Linked DNA regions of Mus musculus: region 2 is linked to region 1. The links are chromatin contacts, found by Hi-C or POLR2A ChIA-PET in ENCODE. All regions are on one chromosome and are shown on one strand. Each heading gives the region's core, a stretch centred on a gene start or an enhancer-like site at or near the end of the contact. The rest is flanking DNA. Distances are from core to core; before and after follow the strand shown.

The links. A loop is a pair of places that touch in the nucleus more often than their neighbours do. ChIA-PET counts read pairs that join two places held with the same protein, here RNA polymerase II (POLR2A).
Region 2: a loop to region 1 is called in a map of left cerebral cortex, with 4 times the contacts of the local background. The contact joins two enhancer-like sites. A Hi-C loop is called at or near these places in 1 of 37 maps with a recorded cell type or tissue (left cerebral cortex). POLR2A ChIA-PET finds 5 or more read pairs at or near these places in 2 of 5 experiments (both embryonic stem cell).

Annotation. Positions count from the first base shown.
Region 1 is chr11:113,807,579-113,813,174 of GRCm38, reverse strand. It overlaps Sdk2 (sidekick cell adhesion molecule 2), which reads left to right. Exons shown (of 45, transcript NM_172800.3): 37 at 2,660-2,846. Among named protein-coding and RNA genes, the nearest start is that of Gm51930, 6.3 kb to the right of the region's middle. Within about 2 kb of position 2,476, at least 2 of the 3 ENCODE cell types and tissues checked have a DNase peak (open chromatin) inside an H3K27ac peak, as active enhancers do.
Region 2 is chr11:114,635,211-114,641,003 of GRCm38, reverse strand. No RefSeq gene overlaps it. Among named protein-coding and RNA genes, the nearest start is that of Gm31781, 12 kb to the right of the region's middle. Within about 2 kb of position 4,508, at least 1 of the 3 ENCODE cell types and tissues checked has a DNase peak (open chromatin) inside an H3K27ac peak, as active enhancers do.

The sequences.
Region 1 (5,596 bases), core at 1,227-3,726:
ACTTCCCCCCATGACATGTCTGTTGGCCTATGTATCAACCATGAGTGAGGTGTCTGGGACACAAAGGAGCCAGATGGGCCAGGGTGCCTGCCCTCTGGAGCCCATAGCCTGGGTTCAGTACATACTCACTTCCCCATGAGTGGGTGCTCTACCAATCAATCATGTCACCTTGGGGACCAGGATCCAGCCTCAGCCCTTGTCCCTTTTACTGTGTATCCTCATCTAACAAAGGTCTACTGACAGCAAGCAGGCAGCCTGCTTCTGTATGTCCTACACCTTGGCACTGCCCTGCCCAATGCCCTCCCCAGCCATTGACCCTGTCTCCCCAACAACACCAAGTATCTCCCTCTAGGACCAGTCATAGGCAGGCCATAAAGGCATTCTGAAATTTGTTTCTTCTTTTGTTCATTACTTAGTATTTTCATATGTTTATGTGCTTGTCTGCATGAGTTCATGTGCACCACAGGGACCCAAGGAGGCCAGAAGAGGGCATCAGATCTCCTAGAACTAGACACATAGGAGCTTCTAAGCCACTAGATGGGTGCTGGGAACCAAACCCAGGTCTTCTTCAAGAGCAGTCAGTGCTCTTAACCACTGAGCCACCTCTCCAGTCCCTTATTTCCTCTTTTAAAAAAAATTATTTATTTATTTATTTTATGTGCACTGGTGTTTTGTCCACATCTTGTGTATATCTTGTGTGAGGGTGTGTCAGATCTTGGAGTTATAGACAGTTGTGAGAACCCGGGTCCCCTGCAAGAACAGTCGGCGCTCTTGACCACTGAGCCATCTCCCCAGCCCCTTGTCTCCGTTCCTAATGCCCTTTCCTGACCTCGCGGTTTTGTTCACATCTCATTATGTCCTTGTTGGGTCTCTTTGCTGGAGGATTCATTCAAAGGCTTCTCCCATGATACAGGGACATCGCTAAACGATAAAGTGCTTGCTGACCAGTTTGCTGTGTTCTGGTGAGACACGGGCACGAGACAGTCTACATAGAACTCAGGCTCCATCTTCAGCGGAGGGAGAGAGACCCTCCAGCAGAGGGCAGGAAGGAGGGAAGAGCTGGAAAGAAGGAAACCAAAGACAATCTCCCATAGTCTCTGCCCCGCTCAAGCTGACTCTCTACTCTCTTTTCCAAACCCAACCCCAAGTACGTTCTCATCTTCACCGTTCCTCCAAATCTCACACTGCTAAGGCTGCTGATAAATCTGCCCTGTTCTTCATCAACCGGTCACAAGCTTCGCCCAGCCTGTCTCCACAGCACCGTGCCTCACCCAGTTGAGACATGACATTCCCCTGCCTGTTTCTCCTCACACAGCCGTCACCCCTCCTCGGCCTCCCCTACCGTTCCAGCTACCCCTGCATTTCCACAGAGGCCCTGGAAACCCCTCTATCCCTCTCCTCAGGCCAGGAGAATCCAACAGTTCTCTGACTGTCTTCGCCAAGCTGCTGATGCTCAGGGCGTGTGCAGAGCTGTAGAGCTAGCCTTGAGCTCTTCCCCAAACGATGAATCCAGGAGACTGCTTTGTGGCTGTTGCGTTCTCATAGTCAGTGGATGCGTGGGTGATTTTATGAATGGAGACCTCAATTCCCCGTATAAAAAGATTTTTTAAATGGAAGCAAGGCAGTAGAGAAGCAAATCTTTTGTAGTAACAAGATGTCCTGACTGCCTCTGCACACGCTGGGGGTGGACACTTTTATTAGCTCTTTCCTACTTTTATTGGTATGGAGGAAAGGAAACTCCAATAGCGTTCAGAACCCTCTCTGGCCAGCAGAGGGAGCCAAATGATCGTCAATCCTGTACAGGGTTTGGGATGCCAGGCTGTATGTAGCAGAATACCAGCTCTTAATGTAATTTGAGAGTCTTCGATGCGTGTTTAAAAGCACTAACCATGCTCATTATAGAGTGCCCGGAGGCTCCACGAAGCTCCTGCTGCACTGAGGACTTAAAATCCTCCACAAGCGTGTAACAATACCCTTAGAAGCTGGCCAGTCCTTACGGCCTGCAGTCTTCTTGCTCGCCCCGGAAAGCGGGTGTCCTTAAGCCCTCTGCAGCTGACCAAGTCACAGGCCTAGCAAATGGTGCCATCAAGAGTTGAGCCACAAACCGAATGCCACCTCTGTCTAGCCTGCACCAGACTTTTCAGACTTTGATCCACGATTATCAGATTGGATTGCGCATATGCACCACCAGGAACTTTATTTACAGCGGGAGCTTTTTACAGGGGCCTTAGCAGCTGAGGCTGCCTATGTGGCACACGGGGCAGAGCTGAGGCTCTCTGCTCCTCACCAGTGCCCTGGCATTGCCAAGCTGTTAGCCCTTGTGCCCCACACAGTGGAGCAGAGCCCATGATTGCTCCCGCCTCTCCAGCTCAGGCTGGTGAGATGCAGGTTCCTATTGAGGCTGACACGCCTGTTACATGGGACAGATGCCAACCCCAGAGACACAAGATACACAGGGGATGACGCTTACAGACGATCGGAGGGTCGGTATTGACTACAAAGTGAAAAGTTCCCGAATCCTTCTTAAATAGCTCTTAGCTACTTCCATATTGTTTCCTGGTTGAAAGCAGGGGTGTCTTTGAACCCCCGAGATGGGCAGGGGCGGAGGGGAGGCCTGATGTCTTCGTCCCTCTCATCCCACAATCTTTGGTTCCCACAGATTTATTTCTGGGAAGTCCAACGGAGGAACCTCACAGAGAGGGTGAAGACTCTCTTCTTGGCTGAGAACAGCGTGAAACTCAAGAACCTGACGGGCTACACAGCCTACATGGTCAGCGTGGCAGCCTTCAATGCTGCGGGGGATGGGCCGAGGAGCACCCCGACCCGGGGCCAGACTCAGCAAGCAGGTAGGGAGAAGTCTCTTGGGGAGGTCAGGGTTTGGGGGACAAACTGGTGTCCACGTCTGGTGTCGGAGCTTTCACGCAGCCGGGGAACTGGGTTCGGATACCCAGGCCCCACTTCCAGATGCCCTGTGGAAAGAAAAGCCCAGCCTGCAAAGAAGGCTCTATGTGTCCATAAAAAAAAGAAAAGAAAAGAAAGAAAAAAAGAAACTCTCACTGGGAACCTTGAGAAAGTCCCCAGATCTCACCTAGCCTGTTCTGCCCACCTTGTCTCAGCTTTTGGGACAGCCGCCACTCCCCGCCCCTGTTTGGCTTTCTCCTCCTTTCTTGTCTCCTTGCCTTTGCTCAGCACACCCCGCGTTCATTGTCTTCTGTGAGCCCACACTTTTGCTTCACACTGGTGATGAAACAATGATTTTTTTTTTAAAAGTAAGTCTGTGTCCTGCTGAGGCCAGGGGACAGGACATAAACAAGCACAGCACAGATGAGCTGGCTGGGGGGTAGGGGGAGCTAAGGGGAGCAGGGTGTGGTTCACAAGATGGCTGGCTACACCTGAGCTGAGCTTTGAGCCAGAGGAGACCAGCTGTGGGAAGTTCTGGAGACAAGCAGGAAGCCGGAAGCAGGATTCCTGTCAGAAGGACCAGCAGGTGCAGAGGCCAGGAGGCTGGAGGGGATTCGAGGGACAGACCCCGGTGTTGACAAGAGAGGTGGAGTGAGGCCCGATTCCCAAGGGTCTGGAGAACAGGATTTGTGTTGAGTGTGATGGGGAGACTCAGAGGGTTGGAGCGGTTAAGAATTAGAACTCTGCCTCAGTGGTTAAGAGTACTGGCTGAGCTGGGCAGTGGTGGAACACACCTTTAATCCCAGTACTCAGGAGGCAGAGGCAGGCAGATTTCTGAGGCTAGCCTGGTCTACAGAGTGAGTTCCAGGACAGCCAGGGCTATACAGAGAAACCTTGTCTCAAAAAAAAAAAAAAAAAAAAAAAAGCACTGGCTCTTAAAAACCCGGGGTTCAATTCCCAGCACCCACGTGACAGCTCGTAACTGCCTGCTACTCCAGTTTCAGGGGACCTGATACTCTCACACAGGCATGCAGGCAAGCAAAAACACCAATGAACATGAAATAAAAATAAACAAATAAAATTTTCAAAAGGGCGGATTTCTGAGTTCGAGGCCAGCCTGGTCTACAAAGTGAGTTCCAGGACAGCCAGGACTATAAAAAGAAACCCTGTCTCAAAAAACCGAAAGAAAGAAAGAAAGAAAGAAAGAAAGAAAGAAAGAAAGAAAGAAAGAAAGAAAGAAAGAAAGAAAGAGAAAGGAAGAAAGAAAGAAAGAAAGAAAGAAAGAAAGAAAGAAAGAAAGAAAGAAAGAAAGAAAGAAAGAAAGGGAAAGGGAAAGGGAAAGGGAAAAAGAAATAAAAAGAAAAACTGGCTCTGCCTTCTGGGCTGAGTCTGGAGGAGATGACAGAGAGAGGTGGGGACTAGATCCAGGCAGGATGGAGGAAGGAGAGAGGGGACAGATCCCCTTGTCCTGAGGTGTCCAAAGCCACTTTTTGGTCAGTGTCACACTGGATTCCCCTAGAATTCCCAGGGAGTAAGCAGTGTAGTGTCTGTCTAACAACAGGGGTTAGAGTCACCCCAGAAAATAGGCTTTTTGCTCCTGATCCCCTGGTAAGGTCATAGGGGAAAGGGCAGATGCTGGAACCAAGGCAGATCTGAGATCTGAGAGAATTCAGGATCTCTCTCTCTCTCTCTCTCTCTCTCTTCCCCCGTGTGTCAACCCTCAAAGCCATGAATTTCATATCTGCAGTTTCAACCAACCAAGAAAGGAAAATATTCCCCAAAATTGCGTCTGTCTGGGTGCAGCAGCACAGACCTTAAGAGGTGAAGCCAGGAATGGGCAAGAGCCAGGGCTCAGAGATGGCTCAGCATTGCTGTTCTTCCAAGAGACTGAGTTCCATTCCCAGAACCTACATTAAGTGTCTCACAACCACCTCGAGCCTCAATTCCAGGGGACCCAACCCCCTTTGTGCTGGCCTCCATGGGCATGGGCGCTGGTGTGACACACACACAGAGACACACATGCACATAAATGAAAAGAAAAGTAAGCCTTTAAAGTCGATCAGAGCCACCTTTAGCTACACAGCAAGTTCGAGACTGCCCTGAGCTAAGGGAGAATGCCTCAAAAGGCAAATAAGCAAGTGAAAATGTATCTATGCTGAAGACAGACAGCACCAAATAACAAATGTGTCTTTACTGAGCATGTACAAACAGCACCGAGTAGCAACTACTTAGTAAATAGATACAGTACTATTTGCAATGTGTCAGGAATGGAAAGTAACCTAGAAATGAGTTAATGTATATGGGAAGTTCTAGATGATATCTCAGTGGTACCTCACTTGCCTAGCCTGAGAGAGATGCCCTGGGTTTAATTCCCAACGCCACAGATAAGGGAGGAGTGGGTACATAGAAGGATGTCTGTAGCTCTTTGCCAAACAAAATGGCATTTTATATGAAACAAGCATCCTCCGATTTTTTTTTTTTTTTTTTTTTTTTTTTTGAGACAGGATTTCTTTGTGTAGCCCTGGCTGTCCTGGAACTCACTTTGTAGACCAGGCTATCCTCGAACTCAGAAATCCGCCTGCCTCTGCCTCCCAAGTGCTAGGATTAAAGGCGTGCGCCACCACACCTGGCTTCATCCTCCGATTTTTGTTAGAACAAATCGCCCGTTAGTATAGCCTTCTGCCCTGGCCTCCAG
Region 2 (5,793 bases), core at 3,259-5,758, 830 kb before region 1:
GAAGCCTCCCAGCCTTTGAGGCCCGGGCTGAGGTATTTGGCATGGAAGTAGAATCGGCAGGGTATGCAGGCAGCAGGGTGTGCAGGCAGCAGGAGGAGCTTGGGGCTCCGCTGCCCCCAGCTGTCTTGATGGTCTTGCTAATGGGGAAGGAGATTTGTTTGTTCTTAAGAATCTGGCAGATTGAGGCAGGGAAAGAGGGTGGGCCAGGAGGTGGAAACGGACTCTGAATCAAGACAACTCAGGGAGAGGCTCAAGCCTGAAACCCAAGTGCAGAAAGACTGCTAGGTGTGTGTGTGTGTGCTCGTGCGTGGTGTGTGTATGTGTGTAGTGTGTGTGTGTGTGTGTGTGTGTGTGTGTGTGTGTGTGTGTGTAAACCGTGCCTAGGACCTGCAGAAATGGCTTAGTGGTTAAGAGAATTGTCTGTAACTCCAGTAGTTCCAGAGGATCAAAGGTCCTTTTTTGGCCTTCAAGGACACAGGCCTGCACATGATGTACAGATGAAGGCAAAACACTCATGTATGTGTGTGTGTGTGTGTGTGTGTGTGTGTGTGTGTGTATATGTATATGTATATGTATATATATATATATATATATATATATATATATATATAGTCAACCCCCAAGTCAACCAAACCAAAACCTGCCTTCCCTCTTTTCTCCCTGGCCTAGGGCAGCAGGTGGCTCAGTTACCTGTTGCTAAATAAATACCAGGGAGGTGCAGAGAGCCCAGGCACTCTTAGCCTCAAGCCTGGAGAATGTTCTGGATAACAGCTCCAGCACCACACCCTTTCCTACTGAAGCTCCAGTTATTTGGAGAAAGTTCCTTGCCATTCCACCTCTGTCTGGCTTGAAGCTGGGTAACAGCTCTGGGGTTGTCTAGGGGCGCTCAGCTGCCAGCTGCCGAAGAAGGGCCCACACTGAGCCCACACTGTGCCGTGTACAATAGTGGCTTTGCAGCTCTGCTCAAGTCTGGACCCCAGCCCTGCTGCGCAACCACCCAGGCTATAGAGGATGAGGGACAGGGCTGCCCCTCTGCGGAACTGGGTAATTGGAGACAAGCCTCAGGGCGTCCCGGCCGCGCTGCCACAAGGTAGCGCTCACCACGCTACTGGCTTTGAAGGGGGCTTCAAAGAGTTTCCAGGAAAAGCAAGCTGGACTCTGTCAGCTCTGTGAACGGAGGTGGGGGGTGGGGCTTCCCCAGGTGGTAGGCAAGAGTCAGAACATCAAAGTCGCATGAACCCCTGACCTGCGGCCGGCCGCTAGAGGGGCTGCGGGACATTTGCTATTAAAGGGGATCCAGGGTGGGCCGCGGCGGGGCCAGTGGAGCAAGCAGCTGGGCTCCCGGTTCTCTGTCTACAGCAGGCACTCCGGGCCCGATACACATAACTTTGTCTTCTGCTCCCTCTTCTACACAGTCAAGTCAGCGGGAGGTGGCAGATCGATTGCCAGTGTGGCCCTGTCCTGAAAACCATAATAGAGAAGAGACGATGTCTCAGAGAGTGAAGGGTTCAGGAGGCAGGAGAAAAGACTGGCTGGTGTCTGCGCTTTTTCAAACTTCAGACAATTAAATTAGACAAGGAGAGTGAAGACCCAGCCAGGGGACCCTGTCTTCCTGACCCTGTCATAGTCTTAGGCAAAAACCAAAAAACCCAAAAAACAAAAACAACAACAACAACAACAACAAAAACCCAAAAACCAAAAAAAAAAAAAAAAAAAAAAACCAAACCCAGCCTGCTCTTGTGTGCTTTCCCCATGGCCCAGGAGGTCTGGCTCCTTGACAGTTTCTAGGTCCCCCGAGTGACTACAACACACTCCAGGTTTTCCTAATTTATCAAATGTGAAGGGGAGCGAGATGGTCATAGGTCAATTCCACTGAGGGATTTATTATTTATTTGTGAGACAGAGAGCGTCCTTGTTGTCAAGGCTGCCCTGGAATCAATCCACCCTGTAGCCTAGGATGGCCTTGAACTACCTCTAGTCTTCCTGCCTTCGCCTCACCCATGCTGAAATTATAGGCCTGAGGTACCATGCTCGCAAGATTTCTCTGCTTATTTAGACATTATCCGAATGGGCTAGGAGTTTAAAAAATCTCCCCGCTAGGCAACCCCAGTGGCTGAGCTGAAGGCTGCAAGCTTGCTTGCTGCAAATGCCACTCTGGGAAGCCACCTGGAGTCCCCACCAGCTTGTGCCCCTCCCAGCGCCGCCAGAAAATAACCACCGCTAAGTTGGCCTGCAATATCAGAAGTGGATTTTGTCTCTCTCCTAGAGGCCTGAGGTCTGAGATTCAGCTGTCAGCAGGTCTGAGCTTCCTGATGGGGCTGGGGGGTGGGGGTGGGGGGATAGTGAGGGGGGTGTGGGTGGGGTGGGGACCCTTCCTTGATTCTCTGAGCTTTTGGTGGCCCTGGCTTGTTGCTCAGTTCTCTGCCTCCAGGAAAACATGGCCACCTTCCCTCCCGCTGCCCTGATATAAGGACTGTGGCTGGATCTAGTGCCACACTGACTCGAGACGAGCTCCTCTTGCCCCATATCCACAGAACACCCACAAACTCTCCTCTCAAATGGGAGTTCATCTGAGGATCTGAGTGAACATGCATTTTGGGGGACACAGTCACCTGCTCCCTTCTACATCTTTCCTCTCTTCCTGGTCACATACCCTCTCTCCGTTGGGAAACTATCCCTCCCCCAGTCCACATGAGGCAGGTGGGCTGGTAATTGTAGTGGGTTTTCTCCTGTCCCCCTGGCCACAGGGTAAGACGTGTAACCTCTCTGAACAATCACATGTGTCGTCCCAGGCTGTAGGAGTGGCTCTGAGGGGAATGGGGTCTGAGCTGGCCAGGCAGACTCACCCTAGGGCTTTGGATATTTCCCAGGAGAGTTGAAGCAAAAGGGGACTGGGAGGTGGGGCGACATCACTCCAGTGAGCAGAGAGCCTTGAGGGATCTTGCTGTAGGGTCTCGCTGTAGGGTCTGTGGCCACCTCCCCTACTGCCTCAAGAAAGAAACTGGGGCTGGATGTAGTGGTGCATGCCTTTAATTCCAGCACAGAGGCAGGGAGATCTCTGTGAGTTCAAGGCCAGCCTAGTTTACATAGTGAGTTCCAGGACAGCCAAGGCTATATGGTGAGAGACCTTGACTTGAAACCGAACGAAACCAAAACCAAAATTAACAAGAAAGCAAGCTGGTAGTTGGGGTGTAGGAAGAGGTCATCTGTGGTCATTGCAGTGGGCAGATAGGAGCAGAAGGATGGGAGGGGGCGGGGAACCTGAAGAGCCATGAAGGGAAATCCAACGTGTGCTTGTGTTTCTTGCCTCAGAGGCCAGGTCTGGCTAACCATCTAGGGAATGATGAGCGCCCATCAGTGGGCGTGTATGAGGAGGGCTGGGGTGTCCAGCCATGGGGAACATTCTTCGAAGAGTTTCCACTCTGGGTAGGTACTGTACTAGATTAATGTCTCCAATAAGCACACACCAGGCCCCTCCTGTGTGCTGGGTCCCAGGGTTGTAGGGCTGTGTAGAGAAAAGACAATATTGAGGTAATGTAGGTCAGTTGGAGGCAAGGAGGCTCAAGAGGTGGACTTTGCTCCGGAGATGCTGGGCGGGAGGGTGGAAGGAAGCCCAATGCAGCGAGGGAGGCAGCTCCTCACGCTTACACAGCAGGTGCTTGGAAGCATTTGTTGAATAAATGAATTTAGATTATTTTATGGTTCACTTGCTTATGTCTGCCAGTGACTCACGCTGTGCACATCCTTCCTTTTGTGCAGCCTTCCCCAGCACACAGATACACAGGCACACACGTACACACATACACACGAGCACGCACACACACGTACACGCGCGTGCGCGCGCGCACGCACACACACACGCACACGCACACGCACACGCACACGCACACACACACGCACACGCACACACACACACACGCACACGCACTGTACACTGTTGATTGCCCAGTGCTTTGCCTGGCACCTGGAGCGCTGAGTAAGCAGCTGTGGTCCACATGCCTGCAAGGCTGTCAGATGGATGATTGGCAGCTGGTGGGGAAAACAGCCTTGCTCACTTTACTGTCTGCTTCCCCCCCCCCCCCCGCCCCCTCGGTGGTGCTGAGCTGGAAGCGCTGCGTGGCTTCTGGCACATGGGCTTAAACTCAGCACCTAATGACTCACTTTGTGGATTATCCACGGCCTGTTTCATTTATGACATCTCTCTTTTCAACGGTAAGCTTCTGGGATACATTTAGCAAGAACCAGGCATACGTGACCATTTTAACAGGGGTTCGTGACTCTCATAGTACTTGGGGAGCCTGGGGGCTTTTCAGAAGGGGGAGGGATGAAAACATCAAAGAGAAGCATGAGGTGGGGGCTGGGGCTGGGGTTTCTTTGCTGTTTAGAAAGTCCTGAGGCATGGGAGGGGTCAGCTCTTGCAGCCACGGACCCTATTCTTGGAAGGCAAGTCGTTGCTGCAGGTCCCACATTCAGCCACTAGATGTCAGTGTTTCTTAACAGACGGAGCTGGGGATGGCCTCTTGCAAGGGAAGTTCTAACTGGTGGTAAGTGCCTGCGGGGTGAGTGTGGATGCCACTGTCTATTTAAGAGTTTCCGTATATTTTATGTAGTGAGTCGTCTGAGGATCCCTGGAGTTCAGAACCACATTACCTCCATCCAGTCCAACTGCAGACAACTGTGTGTGTGTGTGTGTGTGTGTGTGTGTGTGTGTACGTGACATTGTCAGCAAGGAGAGGGTGGAGCTGGGCAATCAGGCTTTAGGAGCCTTTTTGCTTCCTGGCTGAGAGAAAGGAAAGACAATGTCAGATGTGGAGGGAGGGGAGAGGAGAAAGACAGCCAAAAGCTGGGGAGAACCCACCTCACATAGCATCACAGCATGGGCCACATCGACACCCTGGAACACTTCCGTGTGCCCCAAGCTTCACTCCTGGTAGAGCTTTGTGTGTTCCAGAGGCTCCCAGAAAATGTACCAAATGGAGGTTGTAGAGATGGAGGCAGAAGAGGGACATTGGAGTAAGAAGAATGATGGAGGCCCCCAGTATACTCATCAGAGGATGAGGAACAGAGCCCAATCCCCACCCCACACCCCAACACTTACTTTCCTCCCGGCTCTTCAGTGCAAGAGTTAGGAATCTTCAAATGTAAGGCAGGGATTGGCTCTTGAGCCCCCAAGGGCAGTCCTAGAAATGTCTCCACTCAGGGTGGTGACGGCTACGGGCCCCTATTGCAGTACGGTGGCCGGAGATCACAAGCTTCAGGCTTTACACAGAGATAAGAGAGGTTATCTGCTGCCTCCCCTGGTTGCTTCCCCACAGAGTCTCAAGTTCCGTCATTAGAGACTGTGATTTATTTAGGTCAGGCCCTGGCTCCCCCTAGGAATTTTACATAGTTTCTTGCATGTAATAGACTGTTCAGTAAATATTTGTCAACCAAAGACTCCATTAAAATAAAATACCCTGAGGATGGGTAAACCATTTTCCTTTGCTAACACTTCGCTGTGAATTAGCTGATCACTCTAACTAGTGTCCTAACGAGGTTTCTGAGGGCCGGTAGTTCCAATGGGAAGTTCTCAGGCAGGGAGAGAGGCCTAGTCTGGGCAAATGTCTAGGGGGGAGATGGGACCTGATGGGGAGCAAGGGCAGCTGTGCTGAAGGTCAACACAAGGACATTGGAGTGCTTGCTGCCGGTGACGAGGATAGCTCTTCCCTCTGGAGACTCTCAAGTGATTTCCCTGGGAGAGAGTCTAAGTCCTCTCCAAGGATGGGTATGGAACTGCTTTCTGCTCTGGGCAAC